Linked DNA regions of Homo sapiens: region 1 is linked to region 2. A link is a loop called in an ENCODE intact Hi-C map of the cell type or tissue named here. Cell type or tissue: MCF 10A. All regions are shown on one strand.

The links. A loop is a pair of places that touch in the nucleus more often than their neighbours do. Peaks named below come from ENCODE experiments on the same cell type or tissue, not always from the same donor. Only the 100,000 strongest peaks of a DNase experiment are listed, where the experiment ranks them.
Region 1: it touches region 2 in a loop (5-fold over the local background); 1 of 110 quality-filtered maps calls a loop at or near these places.

Annotation. Positions count from the first base shown.
Region 1 is chr13:20,349,666-20,357,665 of GRCh38, reverse strand. No RefSeq gene overlaps it. Among named protein-coding and RNA genes, the nearest start is that of MIR4499, 80 kb to the left of the region's middle. RefSeq lists an enhancer at 7,242-7,764. In MCF 10A, a CTCF peak has its summit at 3,492; DNase peaks (open chromatin) are centred at 3,495 and 6,225.
Region 2 is chr13:20,811,330-20,819,329 of GRCh38, reverse strand. All of the region lies in intron 9 of XPO4 (exportin 4), which reads left to right. Among named protein-coding and RNA genes, the nearest start is that of EEF1AKMT1, 41 kb to the right of the region's middle. In MCF 10A, no CTCF peak of the experiment used is centred here; DNase peaks (open chromatin) are centred at 4,679 and 5,309.

The DNA.
Region 1 (8,000 bases), 460 kb after region 2:
CGCAGAAAAATTCTCACAGCCTCCCCGCGGTTAACTTACTCTTCTTCATGCAGCCTCTTCTGTTGAAAACATTAAACGTACACTCGGGTCTCAAAACAACTGTGAGAATGGAAAGTTTATAGTCACATCTTTTTTCCCTTGCTGATCTTTAGTGTCCACTATGACCCCACAACCAAATCTGGTCATTTTCACCACCTAGAGGCATAGAAAACTTCTCTGTCCATTACAGTTTTCATGATAAACAGGAGTCGGAGGAGACGGGAGGGTAGGGCCCCCTGCAGATCACCTCTTGGGGATGACCAGAAGCCAAACCCAATACCATGTGTAGTGGGTCAGTATAGCAAATAAAGTCCCCTGCAAGGTCCTTCAGGAACATGTCTGCCAAGGCCTTTCAGGGCCACTGTCCTCCCAGCCACACCCACTTAGGCTGGGATCTTCTTCCTCCCTCCCTGCAGCCAGGTGTCTGGAGAGGGTGTGGTTACCCCCTAAACTTGAGCCTTAGACCACAGCTAGTTATACAATTCTTTGAGCATATGTTCTGTAAGAAAGACTTGCCTAGGCTGTGGGTCAACATAAACTTTATTATTTTATTTTATTTTTTTGAGGCAGAGTCTGGCTCTTTTTCCCAGGCTGGAGTGCAGTGGTGTAATTATAGCTCACTACAGCCTCAAACTCCTGGGCTCAAGCAGTCCTCCAGCCTCAGCCTCCTGAGTAGCTGAGACTACAGGCATGTGCCACCAGACCTGGCTAATTAAAAATAAAAGAAAAAAGTTTTGTAGACACTATGTTGCCCAGGCTAGTCTTGAACTCCTGACCTCAAGTGATCCTCACACCTCAGCCTCCCAAAGTGCTGGGATTATAGTCATAAGCCATCGTACCTGGCCCTGATGTGAACTTTAATAAAACTCCAGCACCATGGAACACCCCCCTTCTTGGGTATTAATGGGGGATCGCAGCCCGGAGCCTGACTATGATGGATGTGAGGACCGGAGGCATTTCAGGGAAGGCACACAGCGCGGGGCTGGAGCAGCTCTGGAATGTAGCCAGCTGACAGCCAAGGGCTCCTGGAAATGACTTCCAGGTGCTGTTTATACTGATGCAGTAGTGATAGCAATACGATAAGAAGTGGATTATATGAAGTTCAAAGACTAATCCAAATTCATACTTCAAGACTAATAATATTTATAAAAACAAGAAAATGAATAATGAAGCTAGTTTTGATCCTTTGAGAGCATCTGTTAAAATTAAATGTACTGTTTGGAGGCAGGGAAGGAGGGATCTAGGCCACAGGGCACAGGAGATTGTCCAGCCAGTGAAACCATTCTGTGTGATGTTGTTAAGGTGGATGCAAGACATTATGCGTTTGTCAAAGCTCCTAGTACGTACAACATTAAGAGTGACCCGCCTGCAAACCATGGCTGTTAGTTGATAATAAGGCATCCATATTGGTTCATTAACTTTAGCAGAGGTACCATACTAATTAATGTGAGATGTTAATCACAGGGGAAACGGGAAGGCTGGGGCACAAGAGAGCTCTCTGTACTTTCTGCTCAAATGGTTCTATCATCTATCTATCTATCTGTCTGTCTGTCTATCTATCTATCTATCTATCTATCTCTAATAATTTAAAAAAAGCACTTTGGCCATTTGTTACCTCTGTAGCAATCTAATTTTTTAAGAATGATTGGCTATGTAGAGTGGAATTTTTCATAAGCAGTGGTGCTGGGAAAAGAGAACTGACGCCCACCATTTGGGCAAACTTGGAGCCCCAGTGTTTTATGAGAGTTTTGCTTTGGAGGTGATCATGGGTACTCATATACGACATGAGAATTGGGCTGTGTTTCCCATACATTTACAAATGCCAGCCAATTCCCCTCAGGTGTTCGTGTGAGTGTGCTTGGCAGACCTCCTGTGTTAGATGAGATATGAGTGAAAAAGCACAAATCTTGGGTCCTACCTGAAACTTACCAAAGTGAAGCTAGAGCACAGAAGTCTGCATGTTTAATCAACACCACAGGTAGCTGGCATGCAGGTTGATGTCTAAGAACCACTGAAGTATTATTCCCAGCATATAGCCCCAGTGTTTGCATGTGGTAGATGCTCAATACAGAAATGAATTTATGGAAGAGGCATGGAACCCCAGGCCATTGCACAGGATTCTTAGAAGTGGTTGGGCAACATGAGATTTTCTCATGATCTAAAATTACCTATAGTTTAAGCAAGCAGGTAAGTAGAAAGGTCATGTGTGCTTTATTAAGAACCCATGGGGAAACACACAAAATGATCTAGAACCTTATAATCTGGCTAAATTCATTAGAGGAATCAGGGAAAAATAGTGCTGGGTCACGTCCCCAGCAGTCACTTTTTAAGGAGAATACAGCCCAAGGGCTTAGCTCTCTCCAGAGTGAGATGAGGTTTCGGTTGCAAATCTGAAGTTTTCTCCAATGCTCCAAACCAAGGTAGATTTAGGGACGCTGGAATAATATGCCGGCTGTAAGGTTTCTAAAGATTCTGGGAGCAACCACTGTGATGAAATTTTCATAGAAGAATAACATGAGCTCTACAACAAAGAGCTCAAAGAAGAGTCTAATAACAAGGGAGTGTTGACCACAATTCACTATTTACAACTTAGTTCAGCTGTGCTGGCTTGCCTATTTACTCAACAACTGTTTATTGAGAACCGACTTTGTTTTAGGCATTAAGGGTAAACCTGGGAAAAACAAGACAGACAAGGTGTCTGTTCTCATGGAGCTTATAAGAGGGAGACAGGAAACAAACCACAAAATGAGTTTGATACCTTTGGATGGTAATACCTACTGTGAAGAAAATGAAACATGAATCATGTGGAAAGATGGTCAGGGCAGGCCTCACTGGGAAGGTGATATTTGACGTGAGACCTGAATGACACAAACAGCCATCCCGCTGAAGGTCTAGGGCAAAGGTGTCAGCAAGTGCAAAGGCCCTGGGCATATTCTAGAAATAGAAGAGTTGATATGATGAGAACATAGAGAGGCAGGGAGAGAAGGAGTCTGGTAAAGTGAGGAGTTAGGATTGTGTTTCAAGGGTAACGTAAGCCATTAGAGGTTGTAAGCAGGGGAGTAACACACTCAGATTTAATTTTTTCAGGAACATTCTGCTAACTCTTCAGTTGTGGGGTGAGTTCACAAGTGTTATTTTATTATTATGCTTTGCAAACTATAAAATATAATGTATGTAATGTTAATAATATAGAATATTTTATAATTTAAAAGATCCTCTATCTTCTGTGTAGGGAATAGTTTATAGAGGTATAAGAGAGATGATATCTGCAGGAAAGGTCAGGTAGAGAAACTACGGAGGGCTTGGACTTGGATGGTAGCAATGGGGATGGAGAGAAACAGACAGGTTCACAAGGCATTTTGTAGATAAAATCATAGGACTTGCTGATGAGCTAGATGTGGAGAAATAATGAAAAAATGAGAAGAACCAAAGATGACTCATTTTTGGCTTGAGCAACCTAGTGGATGGTGAAAGTATTTACTGAGATGAGGAAGACTGAGGTAGAAGTAAATTAAGGATCATATTTGGAGGAAAAAAATAAGACTTCTTATTTTGACCATGTCAAGTCTGAGATCCCTATTATTCTTTCAAATAATAGGGTGCTGTGAAGTAGGAACCCGGATATAGAAGTCCTTACTCTTGGATGATATTTAAACTGAATGTGCAATACCAGGTTGACAATTATTTTCTCTCAGTTCATTGAAGCTATTTTTCTATAGCCTTCTGGCTTCTCTTGTTGCTTTTTAAGAAGTCAGTATAACTGTAATTTCTTTGTAGATTGTGCACATTTTTTCTGTGGCTGCTTTTTTTTTTTTTTTTTTTTTTTTTGAGATGGAGTTTAGCTCTTGTTGCCCAGGCTGGAGTGCAGTGGTGCGATCTCTGCTCACTGCTACCTCCACTTTCTGGTTTCAAGTGATTCTCCCGCCTCAGCCTCCCGAGTAGCTGGGATTACAGGTGCACACCACCACGTCCGGCTAATTTTTGTATTTTTAATAGAGATGGGGTTTCATCATGTTGGCCAGGCTGGTCTCAAACTCTTGACCTCATGACCTACCCACCTCAGCCTCCCAACGTGCTGGGATTACAGGGGTGTGCCACTGTGCAAGGCCCTATGGCTGCTTTTATGATCATGTGTGTCTCTTTGGTGTTCTGCAGTTTCACTGTGATGTGTCCAGTGTGGATTTATTTATTTTTATCCTACTTCAGACTTGTGACCTTGGAATCTGAGAATTTACATCTTTCCTCGCTTTTAGAAAATTCTCGTTTACTTGCTCTTTAAATATTCTTCTTTTCTGTTTTCTCCTTCTCAACATATGTGGGACCTTCTTATTCTACCCTCCATGTTTCTTAACCCCTCTTTCCTAATTTTTCTTCTTTTTATCTCTCAGTGCTAATTTTGAAGTAATTTCCTTTTATTTATCTTCCAGTTCAAAATTGGCTCTTCAACTGTACTAATCCATTGTTTAAATTCATTAAAGAGTTTTTCATCTTAATAATTATGTTTTTAATTTCTAGAAGTCCTAGTTGAGTATTTTTCAAATCTACTCTTTTTATTGGAGGTAGAGATTTAGTAATTTGTTTCAGTTTTATTTCCTTTCATTATACTCTTAATCATTTAAAATACATTTATTTTGAAGTCTTCTAGACTCTCAGGCCAAGAAAGCTTTGTCATCTTCCTTTGTGTATTCTTCTAGCCCTGCTTTTCACAGAGGATGCCATTCTTTGAACATTCTCAGGTTTGCCCACAAAAAGGTTCACCATTCTATCTTATTTGGGCCACTACCTCCTAGCCTGTCCTCATACAGATATGAAAACTGAAGGCCCCGATTACCAGAAACCAGGTGAGCAGTAAGAGTGTAAACTGCGAAGCCTTAGGGAAGGCCCAGGACCAGCCTGGGTACTCCAGCATTTAGAGGCCAGGCTCGGGGAGGAGAGGGAGTAAAGAGGCCAGGAAGCAGCGGTAAGTAGGGGGAAAAGAAAACCAGGAGGGTATGGTGTCGCAGAAACAAAGAGAAAGGAGTGGGTCAAGAAAGAGACAGTGGCTGATTGTGCCAACTGCTAACTGTGCCAAGAGGTCAAATAAAATGAGGATGGAGAAGTGATGATGGGATGTGGCAGGAACAAGAGAGGAAGAAGTGGAGGCAGTGATTACAAGCAGTTCTTTTGGGACTATCTCTCAAGGTGGGGGGACAGAGATATAGTAAGGGAGGTAGAAGATTGGGATCAATGGGGAGTTTAAAGACATAGCAGGTGCCATGTACTGGAGCACATTATACATTATTCCCAATAGTCCCAAGCACACAGAGTCTTACAGTGCAGGAGAGGGAGGGGGGTGGGCTTCCTGCAGGTGCAGTTCCTTAAAGAGGTGGCGAGAGGGGCTTTCTGACAGGAGCCAGGATATGCCACACACCCACTGTACAGGAGGATGGAGAGCAGGGGAAACGCAGCACGGTGGACAGACGGGAGGTGGGGAAACAGGGATTCCAGTCAACAGATGTGGGTTCAGGTCAACAGCAGAGAGTAAGGATGGGCAGAGGTCTCAGAGTGTGAGGAAAGAGCAGGGCTGGCATGGGAACTTGTCAAGTGGGCAATGACAGTGGTCTGTAGTGACTCTCAGCAAGAACTTCAAGTTCTCTGTGCTTCCTCCACATTGCCAGGTGTTGGAGAAGCATCGCTGTGTGTGGTCCACTGGCTTTTCTGAGGAATCCTGGCTGTGGGCACTCCAGGGCCTGTTACCATCCAGAAAGTCTCCTGCCTGTGACATGAGAACCAAGGCAGGTGCCTGTGCTGGGGGTGAGGCCGTGGCTGTTCTCTCTTACCCACTTTGGCCCTCTGAGGAAACAGTTACTGTGGTTTAAAGTCCTGGGATCTCACACCCTTAACCATGTCTACCAGCCCACTTCTGACCAAGTGGGTGAATCTAAGATGTAATGGGAAGAAATTTACTTTCTCACAAACTAAACATAAAAGCGTTCATTTAAAAAGGCATCCCTTGATTACATTAAATGGGATTACATTAATTGTTTTAAATGGGTCTGTATATGCAATAAAACCTATGTGGGTTTTTCAAAGAAACACTTCACTGAGATATGATTCACATACCATACAATTCACCTCTTCAAAGTCTGCAGTGTAGTGGTTCTTAGGATATTTGCGGAATTGTGCAACCATAACCACAACCAATTTTAAAGCATTTTTCTCACTCCACAAAGAAACTTCATAACTGCGAGCAGCCACTTCCCATTCTCCCCTTTTCCCCATCCCCCACCGACCTACTTTCTGTCTCAATGGCTGTGCCTATTCCACACATTTCTTATAAATGGAATCATACATTATTTGTCCTTTTGTGATTGGCTTCTTTTCACTTATCATCATGTCTCCAAGCCTCATCCATACTGTATCGAGCACAACTATTTCCTCCCTTTCTATGGCTGAATAATACTCCATTGTACGAGGATGCCACACTGTGTTTGTTTATTCATCAGGTGAGGGGCATTTGAGTTGCTTCTACTTTTAGCTCACAGAGGTTTTAGAAACACTGTAAAATAGAGTTTCTCGCCCCACTGCTTCAGTGGTAAAAGTAGCCCAGACTGGCTGGTTAAAACCTGTGCTGGTGACTTGTGCTGACAGGAGCCTGCCCCTCCCCGAGGCCCAGCCCCAGCAGCGCCTGATGAGCATTGAGATTCCATGAACACTATACACGGAGCTGAGTTGGAACCTGGCCTCTCTTGACACAGTGGTCAATGTGGCATTAAGATTTGACCCAAGAAACTGACAATCAAAGGTGATAAGCCACAATCTAGCTTCGGTTAGATCCACTTTTTTTTTTTTTAAGTCATGACTCGGTGTTGCCTCGTTGTGCAACAATTTTCTAAATCGATAAATTGACCATTGTATGATCAGATAGTGACATGAAAAATATTGATCTTAGTCACAGGTTACAGCTGCATCTTAGAACCAACCTAACACCAGGTGCAGGAAGTAAAACTTATTACTTGACATGAGTGTAGGCCAATCTTCCCCCAAAGGCATGATCCATCATGGGTGGAGCCCAGACCCCTGGTGTTCTAGGCCTTCCGGGATCCCCCGTGGACCCTGAGGGCATTCATGCTCCCATTCCTCCTGTCTCCCTCCTGCTTTTCAGGGACCAAGCAGAGAGGATAGATGGAAAGCAGACAGTGCCTGGAGATCAGCAGCCCTAGGCCCTGACTTTCCCAAACCCTGAGCATTGTAAAGGCAAGGCCATCACCAGTGTCAAGCCTCCTTCCACTAGGAAAAGAAAAACAGAAGTAATTGTGTTCTCTGGAGGGCAGGGCTCTGAGTACAAAGTCTCATGTTTTCAAAGTAGGAAAGTGTCCACAGTTAATATTTGGATGGGCCCACAGTGCCTGTCTTGCTCACTGGAGCCCAGGCCTGTCCCATCACAGACAAAGGGCTCTTGCTGTGCACCTGTGGAGAGGGGAGCTTGGTTGGAGGAAGGCACGGTCAGCCTCTTTGTGCTCTTTTTGTTTGAAACAGAGTTTTGCAAAGGGAGTGGTTCTGGAGGAAAAGCAGAGCGTGGAGTGTCAGAGGGCGGTGTGTTGTGAAATGCATTAGCCCTAGAGACCCTCTGTAACTGGCCTTCCACGTACGCCTGCCGCCAACGACAACACTGAACCATGCAAGCGGGGTGTTTGCCAGCTCACGAGCCTGGGAGACATGGAGCTTCCACTAGCAGAGGAGGTGGAGGGAAAACAGAAAGAAAGAACTGAGTCTAGCAGCCTCCTTGGACGTTTCTTCGAACGCCTCCAGCCCAGCACAACAAACAACCTCAGGGCATCAGGCCCGTGCTGCGCCCCAGCACACCCAGCTTTGCCCTGCTCCAAGAGCCCACAGAGGGCCTCGGGGTCACACTCAAGGAGCGTGCCTGGAATCCAAAGTGCATGCTGTGGTGGGGATATGGACAAGGGCAGAAATAGCAC
Region 2 (8,000 bases):
ATGAGTTTGGGAGTTAACATGGGATGAAAAGATGATGAACTTTTGAGGGAGACTGCACAGTTACAGGCCAGGCAGTCATGAAGAGCAAGAGTTCAAGCAAGCTGCTTCACTTTTTTTTGGAGCATGTTAGCTTATTGGTAAAGTCAGGGTATGAATTCCTTCTACTGCTTTATGACGTGGATTAACTGCATGAAAAGTACCTGTATAGGCCGGGCTCAGTGGCTCACGCCTGTAATCCCAGTACTTTGGGAGACTGAGGCAGGCGGATTGCCTGAGGTCAGGAGTTCGAGACCAGCCTGCCAAACATGGCAAAACCCCTTCTCTACTTAAAAATATAAAAAATTAGCCGGGCATGGTGGCGGGCGCCTGTAATCCCAGCTACTTGGGAGGCTGAAGCAGGAGGATCTCTTGAACCCGAGAGGCGGAGGTTGCAGTGACCCAAGATCACACCACTGCACTCCAGCCTGGGTGACAAGAACGAAACTCCATCTCAACAAAAAAACAAAGGGGAGGGGGAGGGGGACGTGTATAGTGTACAATAATTTATTACAAGCAATAACATGTAGAATAATTTTTTAAAATGAGCCTTTAAAATAATAGCTTTTATTGAAAACCTGTGTGCACTCTTACCACATAAGAACAACTGTTGAGTTTTGTTTGGTGCAAACTAATTATAATTCTAATTTTTTAAAATTATTTTTTAAATGATTTTTATAATTGTAATTTTGTGAAATATTGAAAGCTTCTTTTTCCAGTAGGAAAACAGGTTCCACATGTAAGACTTTGTTTTACTGTGAGAATACTTTTTTCAGAGCTGTGTTTGTTTAGGAATATATACAGATTATCATCTTTTTTAATAGCAATTCATGTCTTTGATGGTGGTAACGTTGTGTAGCAAGGGAAGAAGAGCATCTTCATAGGAAGAAGCATTCTTGATACCAGTGTGTGTTTTTGAAACCCATGTCATAAAGCCACCTTGCTGGGTGGCTTTAGCATGTGAGTGAAGAGACATATTTATGAGTACTCTGACTTGCAGTTAACTGAGAGTCTGTGTTCACAAAGAGCAATTCTGGTATTCAGCCAAGTTTCTCTGTGGCTGCAGAAGTTTCTTGATATTATTTGAGACTTTTTGGAGATAAGAATTTTTTCATTATACCCAGAAATCAAATTATTATCTATTGCTGAACTGAAGAGGTAAGAATGAATGTGGAGATGAAAAAGTATTGCCTTAAAGATTAAAATCCTGCTGGGCTTGGTGGCTCACGGCCGTACCTTGGGAAGCTGAGGTAGGCAGATCACCTGAGGTCGGGTGAGGAGACCAGCCTGGCCAACACATCGAAGCTCCGTCTCTACTAAAAATACAAAAATTAGCCAGGCATGGTGGCACACTCCTGTAATCCCAGCTACTGAGGAGGCTGAGACAGGAGAATTACTTGAACCCGGGAGGCAGAGGTTGCAGTGAGCTGAGATCATGCCACTGCACTCCAGCCTGGGTAATACAGCAAGGCTTTGTCTCAAAAAAAGATTAAAATTCTATCAATAATTGTTCATATTAATACAACAGCTGTTTTATAAAAGATTTATAATAGTAGATGCATTTGAATTGTTTCAGTGAAATTCAAGGAGAATATGACTAGAACTGTATACTCTAGTTTGTTTCTTGGTTTCTTTTATAATTAACCATTTTGAGTTCAGCCAAGTAGGTGAAGCTGTGCAGTATGTTGCTACAGGAACAGAGCAGCCTTCATAGCATTGAGGTATTTTGTATATGCATTTTGATGTATGTGTTGTGTATAAGGGCAATCGTGGTAAATAACAATTTATAAAGGAAGAACCTTACATCTAGTTTTAGTATATTTGTAGCCTAATCTCAAGACCAGCAGGACAAGGTAGTAAAGAAAAAGGTACTTGATAAAGTTTTTAGGAAGTTGATTATAGAATGTAATGCAATAAAATAAATTTGCAATTTGTCAAGTGAGTGAGTGTATTTAGAGGTCAGCATTCTTGATTCAGAATTTAATTTCTCTGGCTTGTTGGGTAATTACTTTGTAGTGAGGTTATGTGACAAAAAGGAAGCCATAAATTGAAGCCAAATTACAGATTGAGAAGTGGGGAGCATAAATTTTGGGATATCTCAGTGATAAGAGGGAAAACAATACTTATTCTCTGGATGGTTGTGTCCGTACAGTGTAACTGTGTAGTCTACCTTGCACCTTCACCCATGAAAGGATGGATTGTTTGAAGATCCTTGCCAACATCCCCACCAAACGGTTCTTGTAGCTATAAAAGAATAAACTGATGATACTGGAGAGAGCAAGCTGGCTGTCCAGCGCCCCCCACCCATCAAGCACATTCATTTCCTCTGCTTAAAAGATAGAATTAAATCCATGAGTATTTTTTAAAGCTTGCACATTAAAAGTATACTTTTTAGAAATAATAACAATAGTTTTAGCTCTACCAGGATATTTGGAAGAAAACTAGTTACTATTTTACCTTAAATACAGATTCGTATTAAAAGAAGTGTTTTAAGAATTGTTTTAATGTTTTAATTCTAATTGGATGATAACCATGTAATATTTCATGACTTGTATGAGTCAGCTCTGATTGTTTAAATCTGCTTTACCAATCCTAGTGCAGAACCAGTGTTAAGTTTCACAGAATTCTTGCACCTTTAGTGCAGTGGATTTAGAATAAAGCTTACTTACTGTTATAACTATTGTTCCATATCATATTTAAGTGATCTGTCTGTAAGATTTTTCTAACAGCTGCAATACTTGTCTACTAAATCCATTTCTCTTGGGGGATTCCAGAAACCAGGAATACTGTCAGCTGCATAGGTATTCTGAAGTTAAATTAATTCTGTATTTTAAGAACTAGCTAGAAAAAATAAAAATAACTAGACGTGGATTTATTTTTCATTTGACATTCAAAGACTTCTAAATTCCTACATTTTTAAGTGGAGAGTTCATGAAGTTTTTTTTGTGACATTTGTGTCACTATATTGTTCCCATATTTGCCTTAAATGATACTTCGCTAGGAAAGAATCTACATACCAATAGCAGATGAATAACAGCATAAACTAATAGTATAGCTCTTTCAGTCTTTAATCGTTCATATGTCCTTCTTAATGTTTTACACTGTGCAGCACAAATATTATTTGTGATTTGTTGTTAGACGTGGGGATTGTGCTGATGCCTGTAAATTTTAAAGTTATTGTGAAATGTTTCATTCATATAAAGTACTAGTTTTATGTTATAAAAATATAAAGAATAATGAAATGAACGATTATGTATCAACCACGCAGATTAAGAAATAGTATAGTATATTGATGGAGCCTTTTTCTGTTGTTTTTTAACCTGTGGTTTTTTCCTTCTCCTGTTATTGCATGCAAGTGTTTGGTACATTACTTATTTCTGCCAAGTGAGTCTATAAGCAGATGCTGCTGGTGAACTTCCCAGCCAGTGTTTTGGGCACTTTTTTGCAGCTTCTACAATCTCTGATAGTTGAAGCTGTTTTCACTTCCAAACTGTTGTAAAGAATAATATAAAAGGAACTTTTTGAAGGATATTCTGTAGACATAAGATTTTCTGTGAAAATGAATTGCCCATATTCATCTCACTGCATTTTTTGTCTGTGAATCACATATCTAACACGTTATTTATGTTTACATATGAAGATAATCTTGATGATCAACAGAAAAAGCTTTCCAATTTCATTGAAAGGATTTGGAGTTGTCATGATGATTAGTTGCTGTTCACAGGAAAACAAACTAACTACCTTAGCATGAGATTTAGCTCATATTTTTACAGTACCTGATATTAGATTTATATAGATAAATATAAATATAGATAAAGACTTTTTATATTTTAGAGCAGTTCTGAGTCCACAGCAAAAATTGGGTGAAAATACAAACCCCCTCAAACATGCAGCCTCCCCACCCTCACCCATCAACATCCCACACGAGAGTGGTACATTGTTACAGCTGATGAAACGACATTGACACATCATCGCCATCCAGAGTCCATAGTGTACATAGGGTTCACTCTTGGCATTGTACATTCTATGGGTTTGGACCAGTGTGTGATGTCCATCATTAAGGTATCATACAGAGTAGTTTCACTGTGCTGAAAATCCTCTGTGTTCTGCCTATTTATCCTTCCCTGCCCCTCACAACCTCTGGCAACCACTGATCTTTCGCCTGTCTCCATAGTTTTGCCTTTTCTAGAATGTCGTGTAGTTGGAATCGTGTAGTGTTGTTAGATTTTAATCTCTGAAATTCAATTTGATGTCAAAAAGGGGACAGATTTCATATATTGAAAGTTTTCTTTTCAAAGCTTCATTTGACAGCATTTTCATAAATAAAAGTAACCACTATTTTGGAATTATGTATTCAACATAATTACCAAAACGTAAAAGATTTTTTTCTATGACTAAAGGGTTGCAAATTTATTGCTCTATATACTTCCAAGGTAATTATGGGCATTGAGAGATAAGTGCTGATATCATAATTTGATTACCTTCTCCACCCTGCATTTCCAGATGGAGTAAAGTGGGGTCAAGTAGTCTCGTAAGCTCTAAGCCCCTCTCCAAAGCCTCTCTGGCAGCAGGCCTGACAATACCAAGGGCATGAGCACATAGTGTCTAGCTTGGTCTCCTTAGTCATCTCTGTGCACGTGCTGCTGCCTTGGCTGCTGGGTTTTGGCCAGAGTGGCCATGGAGCAGGGCCAGGGTATTATGAAAAAGCGCTAGGTTAGGTTTCAGTTTTCTGTGATTAGACTGAAAGATTTAGTTGCCAATTGTCAACAACCATATTTCTCACACTTTGCTCGATGAGTTATATTATCTCCAAAAGAAACCAGAAGGCTGTTTAGAAGTCCATAGTCTTACTGTAAATTGCCATCCAATGAGTTGAGGCTCTTGCAGTCTACCTCTGATCTTCTGTTCTAATATCAGAGTGTTAATAGGAGGGATTATTGAAAACTTTTTTTAATAATAGAAAGGCATATAAGACTTTTACTTTTTAGTTATACTTTTATGTATATGAATAATTAAACCACGATAACATGTGTTAGATATGTACCTAAAAAACAACCAAGATAGGTCTTAGAAAATATCCTGCTTTTTTTTTTTTTTTTTTGGAGACTGGGTGAGTCAGAGGATGCTATTCCTAAATTCCTCTTGTGATATGTTACCAGTCTGTTTATTTTGGCAAGATAAACTGTTAAGACTTAACAAATGATGGCTGTAAAGCACATGCTTTGTTAAGTATATAAACAGGCCACAGATGTTTCTATGGAAAGAAAGTATCTTATTCATCTCCATATTCCAGTGCCTGGCTCTTAGCGTTCAATAGATTTTTTTTTTTTTTTTTTGAGACAGCGTCTTGCTCTGTCACCCAAGCTGAAGTGCAGTGGCGTAATATTGGCTCACAGCAACTTCTGCCTCCCGGGTTTAAGCGATTCTTCTGCCTCAGTCTCCTGAGTAGGTGGAACTACAGGCATGTTCCACCACGCCTGGCTAATTTTTGTATTTTTAGTAGAGACGGAGTTTCGCCATGTTGGCCAGGCTAGTCTTGAACTCCTGATTTCAGGTGATCCACCTATTTCAGCCTTCCAAAGTGCTGGGATTACAGGCATGAGCCACCATGCCTGACTGAGAGCTCTCCTAAAGTATAAACCTAGGAGTGGAATTTTTTGATCAGAGAGTATGTAAATGTTCACTTTTAGAAGATAGTAGTGTCAAATTTTTCCGAAAGTGATTGGACCAGTGTATTACGTGTATGTGAGTTCTCAATGATCCATGTTCTCACCAACATTTACTGCCAAACTAGCAGGCATAAAATATGATCTTAATTTGCTTTCCCAAGTACCAGTAACATTGAGCATCTTTTCATATATTTAAATATGTAGTTCTGTGATTCCTCTTTTGAAATGCTTGTTTGTGTCCCTTGCCCATTTTCCTAATGGGATGTTTGTCTTTTCCTTACTGATTTGTAGAAAGTCTATATATGTTCTAGAACTAGTTTCTTGTTGGTTATATGGGTTTCAGATTGAGATGGTTTGGCTCTGTGTCCCCACCCAAATCACATGTCGAATTGTAATCTTGTAATACCCACGTGCCAGGGGCGGGGACCTGGTGGGGGGTGATTGGATTATGGGGGTGGTGGTTTCCCGCATGCTGTTCTCGTGACATTGTGTGGCAGTTATCTCCTCACTGTTTCCCTCCTGCTCTGCCATGCTAAGACATGCTTGCTTCCCCTTCGCCTTCCACCATGATTGTAAGTTTCCTGAGGCCTCCCAGTCATCCTTCCTGTTAAGCCTGCGGAACTGTGAGTCAATTAAACCTCTTTTCTTCATAAATTACCCAGTCTCAAGTAATTCTTTACAGCAGTGAGATAATGAACTAATACACAGATCTATTCTTTTTTATGGCTTTTTCACTTTTTTTCTGTATTTAAAATATGGAATAATTCTGTATTTAAAATATGGAATAATTTTAGGTTTACAGAAAATTTGCAAAGACAGTACAGAGAGTTTCCATGTGCCTTGTACCCAGTTCTCTCTTAATAGTATCATCTTTTGTAGCCATGGTACATTTGTCAGAACTAAGAAATTAACTTTGGCATATTATTAGTAACTAAACTAAAGGCTTTATTGGATTTCACCAGTTTTTCCCCCAATGTCCTCTTCCTGTGCCAGGACCTAGTCCTGGATATCACATTGCATTTTGACTTCATCATATTGTTTGATGAACAAGTGTTCCTCATCTTAATGTAGTTGAAAGTTTTTTTTTTAATGATTTGTAATTTTGGTTCCAATGTAAAGACGCCTACCCTTCCTGTGTTTTCTTCTAAATTCTTTAAAATTTGCCTTTCCTGACTTTAACATCTTAGAATTTAGTCAAGTAGGGATGCAAATTTTTTTTCTCCATGTGGATAACAGGTTTTTCTGCAACATTTATTGAATAGTCCTTCATCCTCAATGATCTGCCATACTGTAGTTTTTATATAAGTGTGGGTCTCCCCTCTGCCTCCCAGGTTCAAGTGATTCTCCTGCTTCAGCCTCCCAAGTAGCTGGGATTACAGGCTCCTGCCACCATGCCCAGCTAATTTTTGTGTTTTTAGTAGAGATGGGGTTTTGTCATGTTGGCCAGGCTGGTCTTGAACCCCTGACCTCAGGTGATTCACCTACCTCAGCCTCCCAAAGTATTGGGATTACAGGCATGAGCCACCATGCCCGGCTCCTCCTTATTCTTAATCAACATCTTCTAAGTGAATGCTTCTGGGTTTTCAACTTTAAAAATAAATACTTAGGTATCTGTGTGCTGACGATGCCCTAATTTGTATTTCCGGCCGTGATCTCTTTCCTAAACTTCAGACATGTATCAAACATGTTAATAGAACATTCCCACTTGGATTCCTATTTTGGATCTAAAATTTAACATGTCCAAAAGAAGAAAGGCCAAGAGGCCTTCATCACCCTGTATGCGTCATCTCACATTGCCCTGTCCAACACCCCCATCCTTCTGTATTGTAGGAATCTTCCCAGCTGTCAGGGTAAAAACCCAGGTGCACCCCCACCACTGCCTTGTTTTCTGTCTTGCCTCAGGTCATTTTCCAGTGTCAGCCCTTTCTCCAAAATCTGTACCCAGTTTGGCTGCTTGGCATCATCTCTCCCCTGGTCCATGGCACCATTATACTTTGCAGTGTAAGCAGTCTGATTTTCCTTTAAAGAATTATATCTGGCCAGGTGCAGTGGGTTACACCTGTAATCCCAGCACTTTGGGAGACTGAGGCAGGAGGATCCCTTGAGGCCAGGAGTTCGAGACCATCCTGGCCAACATGGCAAAACCCCGTCTCTACTAAAAATACAAACATTAGCTGGGCATGATGGTGCACACTTGTAGTCCCAGCTACTCAGGAGGCTGAGGCAGGAGAATCGCTTGAACCCAGGAAGCGGACGCTGTAGTGAGCCAAGATCACACCACTGCACTCCAGCCTG